Linked DNA regions of Mus musculus: region 2 is linked to region 1. The links are chromatin contacts, found by Hi-C or POLR2A ChIA-PET in ENCODE. All regions are on one chromosome and are shown on one strand. Each heading gives the region's core, a stretch centred on a gene start or an enhancer-like site at or near the end of the contact. The rest is flanking DNA. Distances are from core to core; before and after follow the strand shown. Region 1 holds the start of Naif1 (nuclear apoptosis inducing factor 1). Region 2 holds the start of Slc2a8 (solute carrier family 2, (facilitated glucose transporter), member 8).

What was found. A loop is a pair of places that touch in the nucleus more often than their neighbours do. ChIA-PET counts read pairs that join two places held with the same protein, here RNA polymerase II (POLR2A).
Region 2: a loop to region 1 is called in a map of T-helper 17 cell, with 5 times the contacts of the local background. The contact joins the promoter of Slc2a8 here to the promoter of Naif1 in region 1. A Hi-C loop is called at or near these places in 1 of 37 maps with a recorded cell type or tissue (T-helper 17 cell). POLR2A ChIA-PET finds 5 or more read pairs at or near these places in 1 of 5 experiments (embryonic stem cell).

Annotation. Positions count from the first base shown.
Region 1 is chr2:32,445,974-32,453,823 of GRCm38, reverse strand. It overlaps Naif1 (nuclear apoptosis inducing factor 1), which reads right to left and starts at 3,367. Exons shown (of 2, transcript NM_194335.2): 1 at 875-3,367. The coding sequence starts at 1,385. It overlaps Slc25a25 (solute carrier family 25 (mitochondrial carrier, phosphate carrier), member 25), which reads left to right and starts at 2,354. Exons shown (of 10, transcript NM_001164357.1): 1 at 2,354-2,757. The coding sequence starts at 2,500.
Region 2 is chr2:32,978,460-32,986,309 of GRCm38, reverse strand. Slc2a8 (solute carrier family 2, (facilitated glucose transporter), member 8) reads left to right here and starts at 4,227. Exons shown (of 10, transcript NM_019488.5): 1 at 4,227-4,352; 2 at 4,427-4,589; 3 at 4,743-4,949; 4 at 6,209-6,308. The coding sequence starts at 4,297. Garnl3 (GTPase activating RANGAP domain-like 3) reads left to right here. Exons shown (of 30, transcript NM_001355200.1): 30 at 1-85.

The DNA of each region.
Region 1 (7,850 bases), core at 2,118-4,617:
ATTAAAAGACAACCTCAGGTGCTGTTCATACCTTTTCTTTCTTTTTTTAAAGTTCATTTCCTGGCCTAGAACTCTCTAAATAGGTGAGGCTCCCTGGCTCTTGAGCCCTAGGGGTTTCCCACTTGAATGCTAGGGTTACCAGCATGAACCTCCCCACCTCCTAGTTTCCCTACTTCTCAATGCCATCAGCCATGTGTTCCCCTCACACCAGGAAATCCCTTTTTCTTGTGAGTCCTTGGCTTTTCCTATCTCATAGTAAAGCCACACACATACACACACACACACACACACACACACACACACACTTCATCTGCCCTAGTAGAATATAATTGGTCTATATATTTAATTTCTTGCAGTGTTAAGCAAGGACTTTAACACTGAGCTATCTCTCTAGCCTCTAGGGAATGTTAACTATTTTGGTATTTCTGGTGCCCAGCATAAACAGCTTGATGGACAAATGGATAGACAGGTATCACGAAGCTCCTGAGAAATGCCTGGTGTTTGTTTGTATACTGAAAACACAGAATGTCTTTGTACAGAATGGGTGTCTCACTTGGGCAGTATTAGTCCTAGTTAGTCATTCAACAAGTATATCCTGGCTGCCTATTAATATGAGGTCCTAAGTCCCGAGGGGCTACAGACAATCTCTGCCTTCAACACTACATAGGTCAGCATGTGGGAGATCCAGCTAGCCACATGCTGAGGAAGACCCTAAAAGAACAAGATCAGTCTGGGGAGTTCTTGGAAGACCTCATGGTCTTTCCAAGATCGCCATCTGACTTTTGACCTTTGGCAGCCAATTTGCCCCAGGCTGTCCCAGTATTGCTGGCCCGTCCCATTTATGCAGCTGAATTGAGCAGGAGAGCTCACTCACTCTGTGTCAGGGTGACGGTGGCTGCGGCTGTAGTGGCCGTGGATCCGAGGGCCACGGGATGGATCTCTGTGGTACTGGGTAGGCTGATGATGGTGGCCTCACCCAACAGGTTGCAGATCCTCTGTTGCATAGGGGTCAGCAGTACAGGAGCTATGGCTGTGCCACTGCCACCACTGCCACTGCCTGTCCCAGGCCCACCAGCTCCATCATCTTCTGTGGGCCCTGGAGCTTCGCCACCTTCTACAGCAGCTCGGACTTGGGCAACCTTGCGACGGACCTCGGTCTTGAGGTCGGACCACTTCTTCTTGACTTCGGGCAGCTCCCTACGGCAGGTGGCCACAGCGTTGACCCTTCTCAGGATGCCATGCCAGGCTGCACTCTTGGCAGCCAGAGGGACCCCAGCATTGAAGTGGTTCACCAGCAGGTGCTTCTTCAGTTCCAGTTCCTCCACGATGATCTCCACTTCCCGCTCTGAAAAGTTCATCTTCCTCTTCTTGGCTGGGACAGCCATGGCCTCCCCTTTCCTCTCTTTTTAAAGAAATTATAATGCTCTTAACAGCCCCAATTTCTCTTCTCTTCTTCCTCAGCCTCGCCTCTCTTTCACTCCCACCCCCTTTAGGGGGACAGGCAGGGCTTGTTCAAGGCCAAGTACCAGGCCTTAAGTAACCCCCCTCGCTACGCAAAGTGCGTAGGGCCCAGCCCTGACCGGCCCGACCGCCGCCAGCCAGCTGCGTAATGGCTTCCTGAATCTGCCTCTTCCGCTGGGGTGTGCGGAGATCCGCCCACTTCCCTTCTTCCCGCCCCTCGGCACATCCCTGAGAAGCCCCGCCCTCCAGGTTTGGCGTGGCTCAAATATCTGGCCGATCACTGGCTCTCCAGGCCTGCCATTCCTCCTAGAGGACACACCTCTTTGCTAGAACTGGCCTGGTCATTGGTCTAAAGTCTTGTCTGTCGCTTCAGGATGTCCGCCCACACGGACATTATTCACTTCCATTGGAAAAGCAGACTGTCGTTCAGTTCGTGTCGCGACTATTACGTTGTAAAATTCAGTTGTTTTATTGGCAGTTTAGAAGACTCCTAAAGCTTAGCCTCCTGATTTTGATTCGTGTTCTCGGTTTCGAGTCGTCAGCCCGTTAAATTTTCATTTTATTCAATGGTGCTGTGTTTTCTAACTTCAGTCCACAGTTACCCTCATATACATTTCATTTCCACTGTTAGCTACGATCTCTCCTTACACAACGCTCCTCTCAGCCTCATCATTCCGCAGTCTAAATAGAGCTTCTGAATGGGAATTGGACACAAGGCTTTCTGCTTGCCTATTACCCAGCTTCAGCCAATCCCCGGCTCCCTCAGTTTGAATCGCCTTCGAGCTGGCACGGTGACTCCGCCCCCTCATTGATCCCGGAGCCGACATACCGGCCTATGATTGGTCGGCAGTGCGCCAGAGGGCGCGGTCAGCGCCTCTGCGCGCCGCGGGGCGGGGCTCCCGGAAGCGGCCCCTCCCTCCAGTCGGCCGGCTTCTCGGAGCCCGCGCTCGCTGTCTGAGGAAAGCCGGCGTGCTTCCGCGCTCGGGTCGCTCTCCTGCCGCCTTCAGCCCGGCGTCCGGCGCCCCCGCCTCGCGCCCGATGGTGAGCAGTGTGTTGTGCCGCTGCGTGGCCTCCCCGCCGCCGGACGCCGCCGCCACCGCCTCGTCGTCCGCCTCGTCGCCGGCTTCTGTAGGGGACCCGTGCGGCGGCGCCGTCTGTGGCGGCCCGGACCACCAGCTACGCCTGTGGAGCCTCTTCCAGACACTCGACGTCAACCGCGACGGCGGCCTGTGTGTCAACGACCTGGCGGTGGGGCTGCGGCGCCTGGGACTGCACCGCACGGAGGGCGAGCTCCGGGTAAGTCTGCGTGCGCCGTCCGCGCGGGCGGGGAGGATCCGGGAGGTCTTGAGGAGAGAGACCGACGCCAAGGGGACGGGTCGGGACCGCAGGACTTCTCGGGCTGCTTTCTGTAGCCTGTCAGGTTTCGACGGACGCTGCTAGAGCTGAGCGGAACCCCTGGTGTTGGGGGGGATAGTGTCCCTCCACTGACAGATGGAAAGGAAATTCACACCTTGTTAGTGTGGGGCTCCTCAGGTGGGAGATGGGGCCGTGAGAAAAGCTCGTCGTGGCTACAGATGGGCACCCTTGGGTCTCTTTGATGGACAGAAAGCCCCCTCTACTTCCCTCTAGATAGAAGGACAGATAGATCTCAAGATTGCCCTACGGACCTCAAGGCCAAGTTGGTGCCCATCCTCCCTCAACACCTAGGTTCCTATCCACCCATTCTCATTGGCACCCCTTGTCTGTCTGTCTGTCTCTCGCTCGCTCGCTCTTCTCCCCCCACTCTCGTTTCCATGCCACCGGTGCCTCTAATCTGGTTGCTCACAGAGACATGTGGGTGTTGGGGAAGAAAAAAATGGGAACTGGGGTTCTAGGCAGATCAGTGTGGATGTGGGTGATGAAGACTGAACAGTTCTTTCTCATGGCTTAGACCCAGCCCCCCACTGCTGTTTCAGAACACTGGGTCATGATCCCTTTGTCGAATTGGAGTGCGAATATGTTAAAGAATCTGAAGAAAGATTCTTTTTTTGTTTGTTCGGTTGGTTTTGGGGATTTTTTTTTTCTAGACAGTGTTTCTCAATGTAGTCCTGGCTGCCCTGGAACGCCCTCTGTAGACCAGGCTGGCCTCGGAATCAGAGATCCACCTGCCTCTGCCTCCTGAGTGCGCCGGGATTAAAGGCCTTTGCCACCATCGCTCAATTGGAACTTTTTTCAAAAAATGAAAGTTAGATACATCTAAGGATATTTGTTGGCTGGAAAGGGATGGGCCAAGACTGGGAGACAGGGGTGGAGAAATGGCCATTTCTGGGTCTGCAAGAAACAGAACTACTATCCTTCCTGCACAAGAAGCCCTGAGCAGTGGCTTTTTCTTCCCTTTCTGTTTCATGTTGGTTTTTCAGTTTGACTTTAACTGTGGCTTCCCTTTACCAAGTGTTTCATTATTGTGGCATAGACTGGCTTACAATCTGGGGTGATTCTAATGAGCAGTTTGCCTGATAACCAGTTTGTGGCCAAAATTAGTATTTGGTTCATTTGTATGTACAGTAATTACGAATTTCATAGCCAAATATGAAGAAAACCTGGTAAGGTGGCAGTGAATTATGCCAGTTTGTTACTTAGGTGGCCACATAAAGTGTCATGTCCAAGATAATCTTGGATCAACATCCAAGGTATTTAACCTACTTAGTATCAGCATAGGAAGCCCAAGGACAGCACCGAGCAAAGCAGAATCCTTGGGGTAAGCCCAGAGATTTAAAGATAAGGTTTCTCTCTGTAGCCAGGCTGGCCTTGGACTCACAATTCTCTTAGCTTAAAAACAAAACCAAAAAAATCCTTTTTTAAAAAAGCTAGTTTTAGTTGGGTGGTGGTGACAGTGGACTTTAATCTCAGTACCCAAGAGGCAGAAGCAGGTGGATCTCTGAAAGTTCGAGCTCAGCCTGGTCTACATGTCTACACAGAGAAACCCTGTCTCAAAACACCAAAAAAAAAAGAGAGAGAGAGAGAGAGAAAGAAAAAAGAAAGAAAGAAAAAGAGGAGGAGGGGGAGAGAAAGAGAGAAAAGAAAGTATAGTTTAATACAGAATAGTGTTATGAGCTGGATATTTCCCCATATATGTCTAATGAATAAGTCATTTTTTTCTGTCTGGTTTTATTTATTTATTTATTTATCCCCCCCCCCCCCCCCCCGCATCCCTCCCCTCAGACGGGGTTTCTCTGTGTAGCCCTGGCTGTCCTGGAACTCACTCTGTAGAACAGGCTGGCCTCAAACTCAGAAATCCACCTGCCTCTGCCTCCCAAGTGCTGGGATAAAAGACGTGCGCCACCACAGATATTTTTTTGTTTTTTTTTTTTGTTTTTTTTTTAGCTTGGGTCTGACTATGTAGTTCTGACTGTCCTAGAACACAGTGTCACTGTAGATAGACCAGGGTGGCCTCAGACTCATAGAGATATGCCTGCTTCTGTCTCCCTAGTGCTAGGATTTAAAGGTGTGTACCACTTCACCCAGTGTGAATCATTTTTTGAAGCTAGGATAGCTAAATTCAGAGGATGTGTGCCCGAGGGCACAGTGAAGCCTTGTGGGGCCAGGTGAACCTTTTTGCTCTCACCACAGTTTTCTGTGGTGCCAGGTACAATGAGGACAGCTGGCTGTGTATTCCATGTTCTATCCCTAGCTTTGTGACTCATGGGAGTCACAGTGTTCTGGCAATTCATAGCACATCTAGTATTGATCCTAATCCATTTTCTCTTTTGTAATGATTTTTGACTAAAGGCAAATAAGGAGAAAGTGGCCATCTCTGGTGCTAAGAGAGAACCTGTTTGAGACATTTTCTTGCTCTTAGCTCAGGCCCAGATCTCAGGAGGAAGCCTTGGCTGGCCTCAATCTCACAGCCATCCTCCTACCTCAGAGTCCTGTCTGTCGGCCCTACCCGCCCTCCACCCTGGGATTGTTGCTATGAACCACCTCCAGGTAAAGAAAACCTTTTGGTTACCCTAAAGGAGCATAACTCTCTGTGGTCACTTGACTCCACAACCTTTTGACATCTTGACTGACCTAAGTTCTGTGACGTGAAACTTTTTTTTAAAGAACATAGATTTATTGAGAAGTCAGAACCCTCCAGAGTAGAAAGGGATCCAAGAGAGGAATATCCTAAAAAAATTTTTTTAAAACAGTTTATTTGAAGTATGGATTTACTATTAACTCAGCTCTCCTAGCTTATTTTTTTTTAATAAGTTAGCATACAAAGTAATGTGTGTCATTATGGCATCTTATACACTTCATACACTTTATACACTTTGTTCATAATCATTTCCCTTCCCCTCTTTTTCCAGCTTTTGTACAACTTAAATAGTTGTACAGCTTTAAGAAAGATTAGAAATTATGTTTTATAGACATTTAAACAACGAAAAATGTTCCTTTCTGTAAATAACTAGGCTGCAGCTAGACAGCCTACCTCATGCGTACACACACACACACACCACCACTTCCTGTTGAATTCATTGCTATTAGCTGCCTCTAGAAAAAGGCGGCACTGCTGTTTTTACGTAACTGGTAAGAGCCAAAGGACTTGGGGGCGCCCTCTGGGTAGAAGTGGGTGCCTGCTGTGCAGAAAGCCTTGACAATCACTGTACATTTGGAAGCCTGTGGCTCATGGGAGACTGGGCTGAGGTAGAGGTTTTCACAGGAACATCCGTGAGCCCTTAGCAGCAGATGCAGTCTACTGGAATCATGCGACTGCATAAAGCCTCTTGCTAGTTTATAACAGCTTGAAGTGAAGTTTTCTTTAAAAATAAACCAGCAAGTTTTGCCTTCTTCTGCCTTTGTTCTAGAAGAGACAGACAGAAAAATTACTTAAAATGGAAATGGGAAGAGAAATCCATGGCAGTCAGCCAGGGAGATTTTCTTTGTAAGGGACATTTGAGTAGGAAGCCTGTCTTGGGACAAAAGGAAGGGAAGGGTTTTCTAAAGAAAGACTAAAACATGACGACACCGACACCGGTAGTGACTTTAGGAGATGAGACTCAGCTTGGGCTAATTATAGCATTGACTATTTTGGGCATTTTCATGTGACCAAACAAAATCTATGTTTTAAAACATAGGTTAGGACTTGGCAGCCAAGCAGAGGAAGAAAGAAAGCAGTCTGTGTTACCTATAAGCAGTTGTGTTTTCTAGTTAGACTTGTGGGCTCTCACCCGGGCAAGGGTTTCATGCAGGAGAACATTCCAGATGCTGTGTTAAGCTTGCTAATCTAGAGACTTGTGTGCACAGTTTGAATCCTACAAAAACAAACATGGCAGTAACATGATTTTACATCATTTTACAAGGGAAGAAAAAGCCATCCAAAATGGTGATGCCTTTAGTGGTGAGATGTGCCTATAGTTGCAGCTTGGGGTTAGGAGAGTGGGTGGGACAGGCAGATGGTTTAAATTGATTCCAAGAGTTCAATCCACTGAGCCACATCCCCAGTCCTTTCAGAATCACATGTGTTGCTTCTAAAGTACAGCTTTAAGGCCATCCCACAATCGTCCTGTCAAGGAGTAAGAAAGAGCCCACCCTGCCCTCGCTCTTTCCTTGACCTTAGCAATATACACTTGAGGCAGTCTCTGTTGACTTGAAATCATCAAATGATTGTTAGTGTTGAGTTGGTATTATTCAATCAGACAACATCTCTAAACTTCTTACCTTTTTCGAGTTGGCCAAAACCAGACAGATTTAGATAAGATGGCCTTGTCTATAGAAGAAAACACTTATTTTTTGAGAAAGTATTTCACTTAGCCTAGGTTGGGCTTGAATTTGCTATGTTGCTGAGACTAACTTTAGAAATTTGGATCCTTTTGTCTCTTTTTTTTTTTTTTTCCCCGAGACAGGGTTTCTCTGTGTAGCCCTGGCTGTCCTGGAACTCACTCTGTAGACTAGGCTGACCTCGAACTCAGAAATCTGCCTGCCTCTGCCTCCCGAGTGCTGGGATTAAAGGCATGCATCACCACCGCCCAGCTTCCTTTTGTCTCTTGAGTGCTGGGTTCACAGGTATGTATCACTTGCCTGGTCCAGGACTTTGTGCATGTTAGGCGAGCACTCTACCAATTGAGATAACAGCTTTAATCTCCTTCTAAACCCCTTCTAGGTTGAGACAGGATCTCTTATAACTCTGACTGGCTTGGAACTTGTATTTATTCTCCTGCCTCAGCCTCAGAGTGTTAGGGTTACAGGTGTGGACTTTATGCCAGCTAAGGAAGAACTTGTCTTGGGAAGGGAGAGGACAGACATCATTGGGAATAATGTAATGGCCCATTAGGAAAAGATTAGACTGAGTATATTTATTAAATTGATTCTGCTATATTGTCGTCAAATTGGTTATTGGCTCATTCATGATCATGGGGCCAATTTGGAAA
Region 2 (7,850 bases), core at 2,978-5,477, 530 kb before region 1:
GACTTATGTCATATAATGTTTCTTTTATGGAAAAAAAGATGCTGCTTTTTAATTTTACTATAATATAAATAAGCTTTCTTTCTTGGCCCTGTTACTGCCTGTTCACTGGGGTGGGGCCCCCTGCACTCCTGCCTGGAGCCCTGGGAAAGATGAATGAAGCCTCCTGCTTCCTCTGCTTTCAAACAACAAGGCCAGGGCACCCGTCAGCGTCTTAGGATAATTCATCTCACGACTGGGAGGTCGTGATGCCGGGAACCCTGCATCCTTGCCGTTGAGAGCGTCCAGATCCCCTGACTTGAGTGGGTCCACCTTGTTTGGTTTGGTTTGCAGTGTCGGCTGTGGAGCCCCAGGCCTTGCATGCACCAGGCAAACAGGCTGTTGCTGAGCTGAGCCCTGCTGTGTTCTTTCATGTGAACCCAGCAATTGTTCTTCCTCTTATAGATACATTGGAATGTGAAGGGCTGGAGAAATGCCTCAGCGGTTAAGAGTACTTTAGAGGACTCTTAGTTAGGGTGTCCATTGCTGTGAAGAGACACCATGACCAAGGCAACTCTTTGAAGGACAACATTTTAGTTGGAGCTGGCTTACAGGTTCAGAGGTTCAGTCCATTATCATCAAAATGGAAGCATGGCAGCATCCAGGCAGGCGTGGTGCAGGAGGAGCTGAGAGTTCTGTCTTGCTCTGAAGACAAACAGAAGACTGGATTCCAGGCAGCTAGGAGGAAGGTCTCAAAGCCCACCCCCACAGTGATACACTTCCTCCAACAAGGCCACACATCCTAATAGTACCACTCCCTGGGCCAAGCACATTCACACCACAAAGATCCTGGTTTAATTCCCAGCACCCACATGGTGTCTCACAACCATTTGTAACTACAATTCCAGAGGATTTAATGACCTTTTCTGACCTCCAAGAGTAGGAGGCACACACATGGTGCACATACATGCATGCATGTACACTTATCAAAATTCATTTTATAAGTGTTAGATTTTTTTTATAAAAGACTTTTTTTAATGGGCTAGAGAGATGGCTCAGAGGTTAAGAATACTATCTGCTCTTTCAGAAGTCCTGAGTTCAATTATAATAAAAAAAAAGATTTTTAAAATTATGTGTATGCAATGTGCCCCTGTGTGTATGTGCACATGACTGTAGTTGCCCACAAAGGCCAAAAGAGGACAGAGCCCCTGGAGATGGAGTTACCGGCATTTGGGAGCTGCCCAAACTGGTACTGGGAACCCAACCCAGGTCCTCCACAAAGTCTGATTTTTAAAATCCCTACCTACCCTGATTCCCCTTCGTGCCCACAAGGCCACATTGTCAGCCCACAGGAAGCAGGTACGAGGAGTTCTGATGTCACAGTGTGTGTCAGGGGTTAGAGCTTTAGCTCCTTCCTCCTTGCAGGCCATAGGGAGTACTCCCTTCCTTTCCCTTCCCCCTTCTGCACAACAATTGAGTGTGATACATGGGACTGAAGGTGCCTGGACTCTCTTTAGCTTTAGAGGCAACTTCACGCTGCGTCGCAACCCCATCAGCAGATTTATTAGGTCTGTTCTAGCTTTTGTCCAGCTGGAGGCTTGTGGGGATCCATACAGAGGCTGGAGGTCCTCAAGAACCATGCACTTTGGTTTTTGAGAAAAACCATGGTCTGGCAGGGCTCACCAGTTATGCTAGGCTGGATGACCAGTGATCCCCAGGGATGGCATTACAGACATGCCCCGCCACACCTGCTTTTGCAAGAATACTAGAGGGTCAAACCCAGGTTCTCATGCTTGCAAAGCAAGCATTGCATCAACTGAGACATCTTCCAGACCATCTGCTTTTAAGGTAAGAAAACAGACTCCAAAAGAGTAGATGGTTTGACCCTTATGTTCTTTTAGTCCCAGAAACATGTGCCTCTCTCTGCCCCGTGTGTCTTTCAGAGGCAGGCTAAGTATTTCCTATCAGCTGGGCTTGGCTGCTGTTTATCTGTTTTAGGATTAGGGAGAAGAAGTTCAGTTTCCTGGAGCCAGGGCTGGCCTTGAACTTTTGATTCTTCCACTGGACCTTCCAAGTGCTAACTGGGAAGCAGGCTTGTGCCACATGGCTGGCTGCTGGTTTTTCTGTTATACAAATTAAGGAGCTTGTGTCTGTATTTTTCCTGTCGTTTTTTGTTGTTATATCTTGATGAAACAGGAAAAAAAATCAAGCCTGTATTTATTCTTCCAGGACAGTAATGAAGCCGCTTATGACTAAATAAGAGACAAAGGTATGAGAGATACAGAGGAAGCAAGAGAGAGATCTGACTCACCAAGCTAGTATTGCTTTGCTCATAGAAAGGGACGGGGGGGGGGGGGGCTTTCCTAGAGACAATATCTGGTCCAGATTGGGCAGGGATACCACTAGCCAATGGTTCCTAGGTGCCCATGACTCAGAAGTCTGGTGCTAGCTGGGCTTACTGTAGCATCCCTTCTACATAAGCCACTCTGCTGAGCCAGTCACTCGGGTACAAAGTACCCAGTCTGGATACAATTCATCCATGACCTTTACTCTGCAGACATCAGAAACCTGATGCCTATTGGGAAAAAAAGAGAGAAGAGCAGGTGATTTCAAAGCAGTGATAAGATCTATCACCCAAGCAGGAAACTTCGTAGAAGGACAAGCCGGTATTGCCCGCCCGCCTTTAAGAATAGTCTTGTGGGCTGGTGAGATGGCTCAGTGGGTATGAGCACCCGACTGCTTTTCCAAAGGTCCGGAATTTAAATCCCAGCAACCACATGGTGGCTCACAACCATCCGTAAGGAGATCTGACTCCCTCTTCTGGAGTGTCTGAAGACAGCTGCAGTGTACTTACATATAATAAATAAATAAATCTTTAAAAAAAAAAAAAAGAATAGTCTTGTGATCAAAACTTCAAACTGCTGGTTGCTACAATTGGGTGGCTGCAGTAACGTAAAACCACTGTACAGACGGGATGGGCATTTTAAGGCTTAGCCTGCTCACAGCCCTCTAGAGATGAAGACACCCAGGCACAGAGAGGGACTAGGTGCCTCTCACTGGTTCTTTCTACATCTGTACGGATGAAGCTGCCACAAAGGTAGCGATTAAGCAGAGCAGTAGAGGCACACAATCACAGGGAGACTCGGGGCGGGAGGACAATAGAGATAATTACCATGATCGTGGGGTAACCAGGGAACAAGGGAATCACTAAGTTCCACTCTGTCCCACTTCTGGAATGGGGGACCTTGCCTGACAGGGTCCTCATCATCTCAGAATTCTAGACATTTGTAGCACTCATGATGAAGGTGAGCTGCTACCAGAAGCACCAGGTCAATGTCAGAAAGTCCAAGGATAGGAACAGGTGGCCCAAGAGAGTTTTCTTGGAGCCTTTTCACCCTGACGCTCTCTGAAGCAGAAGTCAAAGTTGGGGAGGAGCCTATTCCAGGGAACTGTGGGTAGTAAGGGTGGGAAGTCTTTCGGGAGCCAGTGTGATCCATCGCTGACCCACTACTACCCTCATTAGTGGAGGCTAGATTTAGAGACAATTCCATATAAAAATTAAAATAAAATAAAAGTAAAAATATAAAGGATGGCTCAATGCTTACGAACACTTGTTCCAGCAGAGGGCTCAAGCATGCACACACATGGCTCACAACAATCTCTAACTCCAGTTCCGTAGGATCTGATGATGCTTTCTGAATTCTACAAGCACCAGGAATGCATGGGACACACACACACACACACACACACACACGTGAACATGTAAACAACACTCATACAAATAAAGTTTAAATAAAAGCAAAAGAAACCACCAAAATAGGGGCAGCGAGATGACTCTGCTTGTAAGGTGTTTGCCCTCAAGCTTGACGACCTCCGTTCGATCCGGAGGATCCACTTGGTGGAAGGAAAACAAACTCAGGGAAGTTTACTTCGAACGTGCACAGGCACACTGTCACCTCTGTCCATCCCCCCCCCCCCCACTCCCTCCAGCCCCCAATAGATGATTAGAGGGAAAAACAAAAACAAAACACCCAAACAATCTTTCCATTCTCATTGGCAAGCTCAGACCTGATGGGCCACGCCTTCAGACTCACACCACACTCCAATTGGACAGTCGTGCCTGGGTCCCGGACACAGCTCCCTGCAAACCTTTACTTGGGTCGCTGGCGTAGTTCAGCTCCATTGAGCTTTGCAACCGGCTCTGTACTTCCATTGGCCAGCTCTGGTTGGGGGCCGGGTTCTAGCATCCCATTGGTCACTCCTGCAGCGGAGGCCGCGCTCGCCCGAGCGGCGACAGTTCGCGGGTCAGGTCCTGCTGACATGTCTCCCGAGGACCCCCAGGAGACGCAGCCGCTATTGCGGCCACCGGAAGCCAGGTGAGGACTCCCAGGGGCCGCGGTCACTCTCTCACGCCCGGCGACACCGCTCACGCCCCGCCTTGTACCCGTAGGACTCCCCGCGGCCGCCGGGTCTTCCTCGCTTCCTTCGCCGCCGCTCTGGGACCCCTCAGCTTCGGCTTCGCGCTCGGCTACAGCTCCCCCGCCATCCCCAGCCTGCGGCGCACCGCACCCCCGGCCCTGCGCCTCGGAGACAATGCGGCCTCCTGGTTCGGGGTGAGCCCTCTGGGGAGTCCTGGGTCCCCCACTCTCTGCCGCACCCCAGGATCCTCCTCATTCTCTTTCCTCTGAGACTAGGGGGCGTGGGGTGGAAGGATCGTGGGCCATGGCCCCTGGTGGCCTCCTCTTCAGCCCGTCCCGGGTCCCCAGGCCGTCGTGACCCTGGGCGCTGCTGCAGGGGGCATACTGGGCGGCTGGCTCCTGGACCGTGCAGGGCGCAAGCTGAGCCTCTTGCTCTGCACCGTGCCCTTCGTGACTGGCTTTGCTGTCATCACCGCGGCCCGGGATGTGTGGATGCTGCTCGGAGGCCGCCTCCTCACCGGCCTTGCCTGCGGAGTCGCCTCACTAGTGGCACCGGTGAGTGGTTTGAGCCTCCTAGATGACCTTTGCCAGGCAGGGGGCAGCCGGTCAGCAGCGAGGCAGTTCCTTACTGATCTTTTACTCTACTATGGTGGTGTCACTGTATGCTAGGCAGCGATAACGGGAATGCCCCTATTTTCTTGTTAACTGGGCAGTTCTACTCTGGTTTGTCCCTAGGATAGGCTGCAGGCTCCCTTCACTGCTTGCAGTGAAGGCTACATATACCTTGCAGCCCACACACCTGGACCACTTACCTGGACACAGGCTTCTCTCCCAGCCTCAGTGCCCCCCTGTAAAGTAAGGCCTAGTCCCGAGGTGGTTTCGGCCTTTGCACAGGAAACTGCTGGCCCGGGATAGTGTCTGAAAAGATTTAGACCCTAGCAACTGAGGGTCACCAGCAACCTGTGGCTACACACTTGGATGACCACCCATCCCTCCTTCACTTCCATGGCCTCCTGCTTATCCTCTTCATCTGTTGGAGGCGTGAAGGAGCTAGAGGAAAGGGAGACTGGGGACCTGTGGGTTGTTTTTGTTTTGTGTTTGTTTGTTTTTACTAGAGCATAAAGTATAGGATAATCTAGAAGTATGTATGGATAATGTCTAGTGACTCCTGAGATTAGAAGTGATGGCACCCCTGTTAGGACTGGGCTGAACAAGGACACATCAGACAGCAAGGGAGAAGTCTTTCGTTCTAACTCACATCTGTGCATATTAAATGTGTGCTGGGCTGGGCCTGGTGGCACATGCCTGTAATCCCAACACTTGAGGGTTAAATACATGAAGATCAGGAATTCAAGGTTTTCCTCAGCTCGGGAAGCTAGCCTAGGCTTCATGAAACTCTATCTCAATCAATCAATCAAGCAAGCAAGCAAGCAAGCAAACCAGGGTAGGAAAGCTCTGCACTCCTCTCTCAGTGCTCACACACATAATGGCAACCCATTACCCACAATCCTCTTTAAAACTCTGCGGGAAACCGGGTGGTGGTGGCGCACGCCTTTAATCCCAGCACTTGGGAGGCAGAGGCAGGCGGATTTCTGAGTTCCAGGCCAGCCTGGTCTACAGAGTGAGTTCCAGGACAGCCAGGGCTACACAGAGAAACCCTGTCTCGAAAAACCAAAAAAAAAAAAAAAAACAAACAAACAAACAAAAAAAAAAAATCTGCAGGAAATGGGGAGGGGCACTCTGCTGGCCTATAGCGTACAGTTAAACCTTTCCTTTCAAAGAGCCAAGTAAAATCTCACCTTAACCACCAATAGGTTTACATCTCGGAAATCGCCTACCCAGCTGTCCGAGGACTGCTCGGCTCCTGTGTGCAGCTGATGGTTGTCACTGGCATCCTCCTGGCCTATGTGGCAGGTAGATTTGTGTGCTTTCTTTGATCCCTGTTAGAGGCTATGCGGTCACTCTGGAAACTGAGGTTCACAGAGGACAAGAGTTTGCCTGGTGCTGCTGGTCAGGGTGCCAGGTTCTCGGTCACACAGCTTGGAGGGCTGGGGGGAGGGGCCTGGTAACCCGGTGCCAGGAAGAACTAGAGCAGGTGGTTTCTCTGTCCCAGAATCCCACCGCGCTGTGGAGGGAGTCAGGGGGTTCCAGTGCAAGGAAGGGTGGGATATAGGGAAACACTTTAGCTCAGTCACTTGGGGAGCTGGAGTTTCTGCATGCTGGCACTGAGTTCTCAGGAGAATGTCACATAAAGGAGGCTGCTCCCCAAAGATGAGGGGCAGAGCTGGTGGCCTGGGGAGGCTTTAGAAATTACCTCCTTGTAATATTTATTCTTTTAAACTTAACAAACATTTATACCAATAAAGACATGGGAGGTGTTAACTGAGACCTGTGAGCTCAATGAGGTGATTTTATTTTCTCAACTATGTACAAAATGTCGAGTTATAAGCCTACAACTAAACTGCTCGCTCTTTAGAAATCCCTTAGCTTCTCCTTCCTAGAATACTGATTTACCTGTGTCCTGCCACTGCTTCTCTGTGGCTCTTGCAAGCCCAAAGAGGGGATCTCTGTCTCTGTCTCTCTCTCTCTTTTTTTTTCTTTTTTGGTTTTTCGAGACAGGGTTTCTCTGTGTAGCCCTGGCTGTCCTGGAACTCAGAAATCCACCTGCCTCTGCCTCCCAAGTGCTGGGATTAAAGGCGTGCGCCACCACGCCCGGCAGGATCTCTGTCTCTTATCTGGAGCTCTTCCCATGAAGTTCTTCCAAGCCAAAAGAAAGAGTGAGAGCCAGTGAGAGAGATTGTTCTCAGAGGTCCAGGTCCTCCCTGTCCCCTTGGCAGGCCGAGCCACATCTCCTTCACAGCTAAGCCCAGCCAGTAGGGGTTGTACTATTTTGCCTTGTAAAATATGGGGGGAGGTATCCCAGGCTATCCAGCTGACCCGCTTTACAGAGCAAAGGCCTCACGACTTCTCCCAAGCCACTTATCTTAAAATAGGAAGGATCTTTCCACTCTTTAGCATTCTTATCTATGGAGGCTTTGAGAGACACACCCTAACTGCATCTCTTCTGGACATATCCAGTGCATCTGACAAACTAAGCATTTTATAATTTTGCTAACAAGTGGGTTTTTATGTACAATAAACTAATATCCTGTAATATCTCACTAGGCGTGGAGCCTTCAGACCTGACACATGGCCACCTGCTGGGTTTCACTGCCCCTCCCCCCAGCTTCATTCTCACCCCCACATCTCCAGAGCTGTTAGGACCAGGTGATTAGTAGCGTATGAAAAGTGCCTGCTAACGCATCCCCAGTGAGAACTGGGGTCGGGGCACTGACAGGCTTCACCTAGTTTGCGGTGCGCACACTGGCTCTTCCCGGTGGACCTTACACAGGTCCCGGTCTTTCATTTTTAACTCCCTTATTGTCCTGGCTCTTCAGTGTCTTGCCAGCAGCTTGG